Linked DNA regions of Homo sapiens: region 2 is linked to region 1. Evidence: chromatin loops called from intact Hi-C (ENCODE). Cell type or tissue: heart left ventricle. All regions are shown on one strand. Links, peaks and the distances in the headings refer to the core of each region. The heading gives the core; the rest is flanking DNA.

Region 1 (4,402 bases), core at 154-4,153:
AGGGATTTTGCTGAAAGAAAATCAATGGAATGATTAAAGAGGAAAACGTAGGAAGGAAATGGCCAATCCCTCAGCTTTAGAAAGCTGGGGAGAGAGCGCCTCTCTTACAGGCCCACGGTGGCCTGGGACATTTTGGGGGCTAGTCCAGTGGGGACTGGAGCATCCTCAGAAAGGGTGAAGAATGTGTAGACATGAACTACTCACAGATGCAGCTGTTTTATGAGGCACTTACTATCTAGATCACTCTTCTTGTAAAGAAACTGTAGAACCAAATAATCAGGAATTGAAGCTTAGTTCACTTCCCCGGTGAGTAAGATTGGATACTGGAATTGAATTCTTGCCTTGACAAATGTTATTTCTGCTGCCTCCCTGTTCCTTTTAGTAAGCCCATCCTCTGTCTGCTTCTTACTAAAAATAAAACTAACTATACAATTTTTTTAAAGAGATGAAGTCTTGCTATGTTGCCCAGGCTGACCTCAAACTCCTGGCCTTACGTGATCCTCCCACCTCAGCCTTCCGAGTAGCTACAAACATCGCTGTGCCTGGCTATGGCACAGTTTTGTTTTTTTAACAGCAATTCATTTTCATGCTAATTTGAATTTAAAATGGTTATTAAAATTAAAAATTTCTCAGATCTATTCTGTTGAAGACAACAACAGGTAAGAGATTATTTGTTTTTCACTAAAGTCCAAGTCATATCAAGAAAAGATGACGTTTGCATTCTCTAGGAAAAATTAAATTGCCATGTAAGTTAATAGCAACTTCACCAAAAAATTATTTAGCATCATAAGAGGAGAATAATTTCCAGTACTCTCAATTATTTATAGTCACTAATGTAAACTCTCTTGATTATCTGTTTTTTAATGTCTATTAATAAAAGCTCCTTTAGACTCTCTGGAGCATTTATTAAGTATAGGTGACAGTACTTTGAGAACCTGAAAGTAATAACATTTCAACTTCTCTATGAATTTAGAATTTCAAAAATTCACAAATTGCTATGATTAGTTATTTAAGGGAGATATTACTTTATATTGTATTTAAATCTTATATTCAATTTCCACAGATTGAAAGTTTTAGGAAAATGAACATAATTGAATTGCATTTTTAAAAGTATTAGCCTCAGACAGAATTTTACTCCAAGCACATACATTAAAGAATAAGTGGGGGCGGGGCGCAGTGGCTCACGCCTGTAATCCCAGCACTTTGGGAGGCCGAGGTGGGCGGATCACCTGAGGTCAGGAGTTCGAGACCAGCCTGGCTAACATGGTGAAACCCCGTTTCTACTAAAAATACAAAAAAATTAGTCAGACGTGGTGGTACACGCCTGTAATCCCAGCTACTTGGGAGGCTGAGGCAGGAGAATTGCTTGAACACAGGAAGTGGAGGTTGCAGTGAGCCGAGATGGCGCCATTGCACTCCAGCTTGGGCAACAATAGCGAAACTCCATCTCAAAAAAAAAAAAAAAAAAAAAAAAGAGAATAAGTGGGGAGTAGGGAACACCAGGTGCTTAGTATATACTATGGCTTGGTTTGCAAGAATCTGTCAACATTTAAGACAAGTCATCTATTAATACTATCGTAGTCACAGTATGCCACAAAAAAACAAATAACTCACAACCAACATGGTGTACATTAAACCAGTTACATAATATATACAAACATATATAAATAGTGTCAGATATAAACTAAACATTACACTCAAAAAGAGTTAGAGGTCTCTGCAGAATCATGTGCTCAAAGAATCTATGACTGAAAGTACATGTTAAATGCAATGCAGGATATGTAAAAGTGTTAATTATTTAAATGTTATACATTTGCATTTGCAGATGTTATTTTATAATAAGCTACTGTCCTTAAAGAATTTAAAATCATCTCAATGAAGAGCAAAGAGGAAATGAGAAAAAAAAATTCCAGGAAGGAAATATTTTAAAGAATCTTGTGTAACACAAGTGGCCTTATGTATAATTTCTACATAAAGGAGGAGGCTGTTGTCTCATAAGTCCTTTACTAATGAACCCCCTTTAGTCTTCCCTTTGAATAGGAGGCATGTTGGGTTGAAAAAGAATGCCTTTCAGAATGAGCAATGACCCAGTGTCACTGGCTGAGGTAGGGGCAGACCTGCTCTGTCTTGGCTGGTGGCGTGGGTATTCCATGAAGCCTGCGCTGCGCCATTTTTAATAGAGACACTGTGTCCTGGTAGCTACTAGGAGAACGTTCGTTCTTACATGAAGTTATCTCCTAAGGACAATATCTGACTACAAGATGTTGTTGTCTTTTGTTTTTCTTTATACAAATGTGGCATTTTCAAGGGCTTATGCTAATTAATTTCTTTCTTTCACAGAAAAACATGAAAGCCAAATTTGGATGTTAATCTGGATGGGATCAGCTCCTTACTCCTTGTTTGTGAAAGTCAGGCCCACAGACTGGCATCAGGCACAGGAGGTGGGTGCTTGCAGAGAGGCAGAATCTCAGGTCCAACCCCAGCCCCTGCATTTTAACAGACAGCCAGGTGATTCAGAGGAAGTTTGAAAAGCACGGCTCTAGGCTTTAAGCTTCAATTAAAGAATAGGGTCCAGAACATTCCTTTCTGGGAGTTCTCATGGCCCTTGGCAAATTGCCACGGTTCACCACTTGCTATGGGCTGCAGCTGGAAGAGCCTCTTTTGGCAAAGATCCTTACGAAATTTGGCAATAGACCAAAAAGACTTTAAAAATAGCATTTTATACTAATTCTCCCAGATGTGATATGTCTATTTATGATTTTGGTTTGGATGTGCTGCTAATTGAGCCAAAAATAAAAGGTGCCTATTAAAATGGGTGAAATAAATGACAAGTCACCATAAGCAACAAAACAAAAAGAAATTTAAATTTGCTAGAAGGGATATTTTAAATTAGGCTTGGTGTTTTAACTATAAAATGAAAAGTTCTGATCAATGATCACTGAAGCAACTTAAAACGATTTCACTCTTCTTTTTTAAACAAGCCCAGTTTGTATTTTTTTCATACCATAAAAATAAAATCAACAAAGCCACTGATTAGACCAGACTCCTACCTTTATATCCTGTGGATTGATATTAGGATTTGGTTGGCACTGCAGAGGTCCCAGAGTTTGAATATGGAAAATATAGAGAAGAAATTCATCCCGGGCAGAGAAAGGCCAGCCCACCTCCAGGATGGTGTCACTGATGGTACTTGGTCCAATATTGTGCAGCTGTAAACAAGTGACATGTTATCTAATGACCCAGCAGAAGGCAGAGAGATAAAATCAAACTCCATATACTCTATACCCATTTTAGAAAGCATGTATTATTGGTTTTAAGTCATCTGGACTATGACTATGGAAAATAAGAAAATTCAAAGTCGATATGGCAAGAAGCACTCTGAAAGCATCATGGGCTGGTGTTTAGAGAAAACTCTTCAATCTGTGAAGCTCTAAGAGTGGATTTCCTCAGTTGAAGACCATACTACCCTTGTCTGATAACTGTGATGCTGGTTTTAAATTTATGTTAATTTAATCATAGCGCTAGAAATTTTAATTTTGATTTTATGCCTTCAAAACTTAGTGACTGTCTCTTTACATTGAAATCTGCCTCCGCTTTCTTGACTACTGACTGTCAATTGCAACCATATGTGATGTACTCTCTTTCACCCTCTGGAAGAATGTCCATCCATCAAGTGCCAAGGCGGGCCCATGATCACCACAGTTCATTTCGAGTGCGTGTTTCAAAGCTGAGCTCCTTCTGTTTCCATCAGCAGATCTCAAGGCAAGAAAGGCCACATCTCATAAAGAGATGAACATTTTTTAACACGTGAATCCTATACTTGGAGGACACAAAATTGTTTGCCCAAAACACTAAGTGCATTTACATTTATTCCAGTGTTTTAAAAATTTAAAGTCAGCAGGGATTTTCTTCTTTTTCTTTTTTTCTCAGTTCTGAAAATTACAGTGATCTATAAAACAATGGATAATTGCTTTTGCTTATTAGATGGCCTATTTAATTCACCTTATCAAAGAAGCTTGGCAACCATTGATATAGTATATTTTGAGTCACGAGATTAGCAATGTACACAATATTTGATGATTGCTTTTTGCACTACCAGTAGCTACCCTAAACTTTCATGATCCACATTTATGCTAAGATTTGAAGCAGGACTGCCCTGAGAATGATTGGGTCTGAATATATTTTCAAACTTTAAAGTTTCACCATTCTTGAGCAGAAACCAGGACACACAGCTTTATTAAATTATTTGACAGCTTTTTTTTTTTCTTTTTTCCAGTGAGGTTCTTAATCAGAGTGGCCTTGGTGACTGTGTTATCCTTTTGCTATCAAAAGAGCTTAAGGCAAAGCTTTGATCCAGCTTTGGACAAGGCTCCTGAATCTGGGCCACAGGTTGGGCGGATGA
Region 2 (4,402 bases), core at 187-4,186, 56 kb before region 1:
TGTTGGCCAGGTATACGAAACATACTGAGGAAATGATGTGGTTTCTGCTCTCATTGAGGGGTCACTCAGCCGGAAGGTGGCCGTGGGAAGAAATGGAAAAGTACGGAAATTCACAAAACGCGAATGGAGTACAGTTAGGCAAAGATGAAGGGAAGGCTTTGTAAAGGAGCTAACATGTATCTACAGTGGAGAAATCACTTGTATAAGAGTGGAGGTACTAGAAGGTACTTAAAAATTCTTAATGTCTTTATTGAGATGTAATTCTCATACCTTAAACATGTTCATTTAAAATATACACTTTAATAATTTTTACTATACTCACGGAGTTGTGTTGTTTTGTTTTGTTTTGTTTTTTTGAGACGGAGTCTCACTCTGTTGCCCAGGCTGGAGTGCAGTGGTATGATCTCGGCTCATTGCAACCTCCACCTCCTGGGTTCTAGCAATTCTCCTGCCTCAGCCTCCTGAGTAGCTGGGATTACAGATGTGCACTACCATGCTCGGCTAATTTTTGTATTTTTAGTAGAGAGGGGTTTCACCATGGTCAGGCTGGTCTCGAACTCCTGACCTCATGATTCGCTGCCTCGGCCTCCCAAAGTGCTGGGAATACAGGTGTGAGCCACCGTGCCCGGCCACTCACGGAGTTTAATACAAACATCACTGAAATCTAAGTAGAACATTTTCATCCTCCCAGGGAGCTTTGCATTTTTGCTCTATTAAATTTCTCCCGATGTTAAATGTTTTTCTAATAAGGAATTAAGATGTAGAGACAGAAACCTCTGATGTCTGGCCACAATAGGGAAAGTTATGTCTCATGTGAAATAAACCGAAAGTATGCCATCAAGTCTTTCAGTTTTAATTTTATTAGTGACAAGGTAAATAGGTACATGAAAATCTTCACAGATATCTACGCACGTATTTAAATAAAACAAGAGTCGAGTTCTAAGAATGCAGTTTCAGGGGTGACTAGTACATATTATTTTTTTATTTACTGTATAAAAATCTCCAAGTTTATAAAACTTAATTTGCCCCATTATTGTGTCTTAAAACCCAGCTGCAAGAATTTAAAAAGGGAATTCTTTGAAGAGAAATACAGATAGACCCTCAGAGGAGCACAGCACATTATGAATTATGAAGGCAATCGGCAATGCTCTAACTAGAAGCAGATAACGCTCAGTGTGTTCTCTGTCGTCAGTATGTTCTCTGGGCAGAACGGATTGCTGGAAGGTTTGCCTGACCTCAGTTTCCTCCCTTTCTCCATTTGCTTCCATATTCTTTTTTTATTTTTTATTTTATTTATTTTTTTGTTGAGACAGAGTTTCCCTCTGTCGCCCAGGCTGGAGTGCAGTCGCGCGATCTCAGCTCACTGCAACCTCCGCCTCCTGGGTTCAAGCGATTCTCTCTCTGCCTCAGCCTCCTAGGTAGCTGGGATTACAGGAGACTGCCACCACGCCCAGCTAATTTTTGTATTTTTAGTAGAGATGGGGTTTTGCCACGTTGGCCAGGCTGGTCTTGAACTCCTGAACTCAGGTGATCTGCCCGTCTCGGCCTCCCAAAGTGTTGGGATTACAAGTGTGAGTCACTGCACCCAGACTTTGCTTCCATATTCTAAAGGGCAGAGGGCCACTGCGTGCATGCGCGTGTGTACAACGGCCTTCTGCAATTCCCATAGGTAGCAGTGCCTGTGGGCAGGTGGAAGGTGCCCGTCCCTCTAGGAAAGGGCCATCTTGGCTGAGACTCTGGGATGGTGCAGTTCACTTTGGAGCCCTCATGCCTTGCTTCATTCTGGGTCTCAGTCTTCCTCCTGGCATCTCTAGTTCCTTCCAGGTATCTGCATAAACTATCTCAACAGGGGTCTTTTTTTATGTAACCCTAAGAGTTCTCAGTTCCTTCACCAATGTTGGCTTAAAGACAAGGGGTGCATTTTTTCAGGGACCTTTTAGGACCCCAAATCCCAAGGAGCTAATCTCTATTGGTCACAGATCAGCCAGGATCACCAGATTCAGGGCATTACCTGGGGTCAGAGAGAGCTGTCTGGCATCGCTCACATCACATCCTGTAGATGGCCACCTACTTGTAAAACCAGCTCTACCTGGAAGACTAACACCAAAGACCCCCAGAGGCTGGTGTGGACACCCCTTAATTCTTTGAGGCAACTTCAGTGCTCATCCGTAGTCAGCCACACAAACCAGCCTTGAGCTCCTGACCGACCCGAAACTGCTACCAGGACAGTATTCAATTCACAGGCAGGAAGAACATGAACTGCACCAGCGTGCTCGTCCATGTGCCTTTCATTTGCTCCTCAATGAAGTTCCGCAGCTGTAGCCAAATGGCTCCTCTCCAGCTTATGGCATGACATAAAATTTAGTGTCTGTGAGCTTGGCTCATCTTTCAAACAAAGCGTGATTGTTGAAATCAGGACACAAAGTTTTCCAACAGCTTTGTAAACTTAAGGATTTGGGTCAGCTTGTTCTATCATACTTAACATTTAGGAAATTAATTAAAAAAAAAAACGCCAGTGTAAACATGCTTCAGATACATAGGTCTATAAAATATTGCACATAAAAATTTGTTCAGTATTTCTTCATAGTAATTTTTCATTATTAAAAAAGGATACAAAATTGTGCAGACTACCTATAAATTTGGCTGGTCAATTTTACTTCAAAAATGATAATATTACAAGATTATGAATTATTTACAAGAGTTTTAAACATAAAAAATTTGTGATGGTTAAATTCAAGATGATGGGAAAATAGCTTAAATAAAAGATTATTCTCCAAAGTTACATATTATAAAGATTAGCAGTAAAAATAAGTAATAAAGTTGGAATAAGCAATTTTAAATAAAAATCTTTAGGAATCAGTTTTCCCAGTTTGGCTCATGCCTGTATAATTTTATGTTTTTGTCTAAGTTATATTCAACATGTTTTCTCTGTGTATACAAGTACAAGGCATAGCAGGAAAAACGGGTATTTAATCCCAAGCTAAATATCTATAAGAAGTGTTGCTTCTTATAGATATTAAAAATAATGTTTACCCATAATGTTAAATTGCTTTTTAATTAATGAACTCTAGACATTTTACCATGACTTTTAAACACTCCAAAGGTAGAGAGTACCTCGAAATTCATGTATTAACTAAGTCAATGGAAAGATATACAAGGAAATATAAATGCAACATCTTGCAAAGCTAAATTAAGCAGATGTGAGTCCCTGGATAATGTGAGTGAAAGGAATTTCAGATGGAAGGCAGCAAGGTATTAAATAGAACTGATTCCTAATGCCAATCTTCCTTTCCTTAGCACTGTCTAAATTCTGAAGAAGCTCTGCTAAATGAGTTATCTGCACACAGTGGTTCTTAGGAGGAAACTGAGTGAGTGATTTTGAAAACTAGCTAACCAAATCTTAATTTCCAAATTCTCTAGATGACAGATTCTCAACCTAGAGACATGGAAAATAAATAAATAAACTCTCACCCTCACTCACAAGATTATTTTTGTCCTTTCAAAAGTACTTTCACAGTACCAACAACATATTGCTTGTCTCCCTGAGCCATAATGTCCTTAGAAATGTTTCTTTTCCATAGGGAGGTGTCAAATGTTCCATTGGATACAGTAGTGTTGGATGGTGTGGTCTTAGTTCTAAGTTCTATAGTAAATCAGTCATTTCACCTTAGTTCACCTTGTAAATTCTATAGTGATTCAGACATTTCATCTCTGCAACTTATGCTGGATTGATCTGGACTGCAACTTACGTTCCCATACGCATTTCAAAGTGTCTGCCAAGTACAGAACGATTAAAGCAAAAGAAAATCTTCCACAATTGCTGATGGCTTCTCCAGCTTTGGTGTTTCCTTTTCCAACAGGGCTCACTGGGCACCCAGGACAATTTCTCCAAAGTGCGGTGTAGATGAGGTGATGTTTCCAGGGTCCCCTCCATTTCCTGGGTCACTGTCAGGTATCAGAAAGCTTTGATTTTTAACCCTCATGTTCTTTCTTTTTCTTTGAACAGGACCAGTGTTTGAGGTCTTTGGTCTTCTTTTTTTTTCTTGTCATGCCTCAGGGGTCTTGTCATTTGTCAGCTGTTCCCTGTCGGTCATGTCCTCCTGAGGAGGTCTGGCTCTGTCAAAGAATCCACACTATAAAGGGAAAGATGGGCTATAAAATCACGTCATTCTGGGAACCTGTGAAACCCCTCATTCAAAGAATTTTCACTTTATGTATTTTTTTTTTTTTAAACTGAGTCTCGCTCTCTATTCCCCAGGCTGGAGTACAGTGGCGTGATCTTGGCTCACTGCAACCTCCGCCTCCCGGTTCAAGCGATTCTCCTGCCTCAGCCTCCGGAGTAGCTGGGATTACAGGCCTGCACCACCACACCCAGCTAATTTTTGTATTTGTAGGAGAGATG

Evidence for each region. A loop is a pair of places that touch in the nucleus more often than their neighbours do. Peaks named below come from ENCODE experiments on the same cell type or tissue, not always from the same donor. Only the 100,000 strongest peaks of a DNase experiment are listed, where the experiment ranks them.
Region 2: a loop joins it to region 1, with 3 times the contacts of the local background. A loop is called at or near these places in 1 of 110 quality-filtered maps.

The regions. Positions count from the first base shown.
Region 1 is chr10:15,569,161-15,573,562 of GRCh38, forward strand. ITGA8 (integrin subunit alpha 8) reads right to left here. Exons shown (of 30, transcript NM_003638.3): 25 at 3,051-3,209. Among named protein-coding and RNA genes, the nearest start is that of ITGA8, 150 kb to the right of the region's middle. In heart left ventricle, for the core only: no CTCF peak of the experiment used is centred there; a DNase peak (open chromatin) is centred at 2,611.
Region 2 is chr10:15,513,112-15,517,513 of GRCh38, forward strand. It overlaps ITGA8 (integrin subunit alpha 8), which reads right to left. Exons shown (of 30, transcript NM_003638.3): 30 at 843-4,133. The coding sequence ends at 4,047. Among named protein-coding and RNA genes, the nearest start is that of FAM171A1, 140 kb to the left of the region's middle. In heart left ventricle, for the core only: no CTCF peak of the experiment used is centred there; no DNase peak of the experiment used is centred there.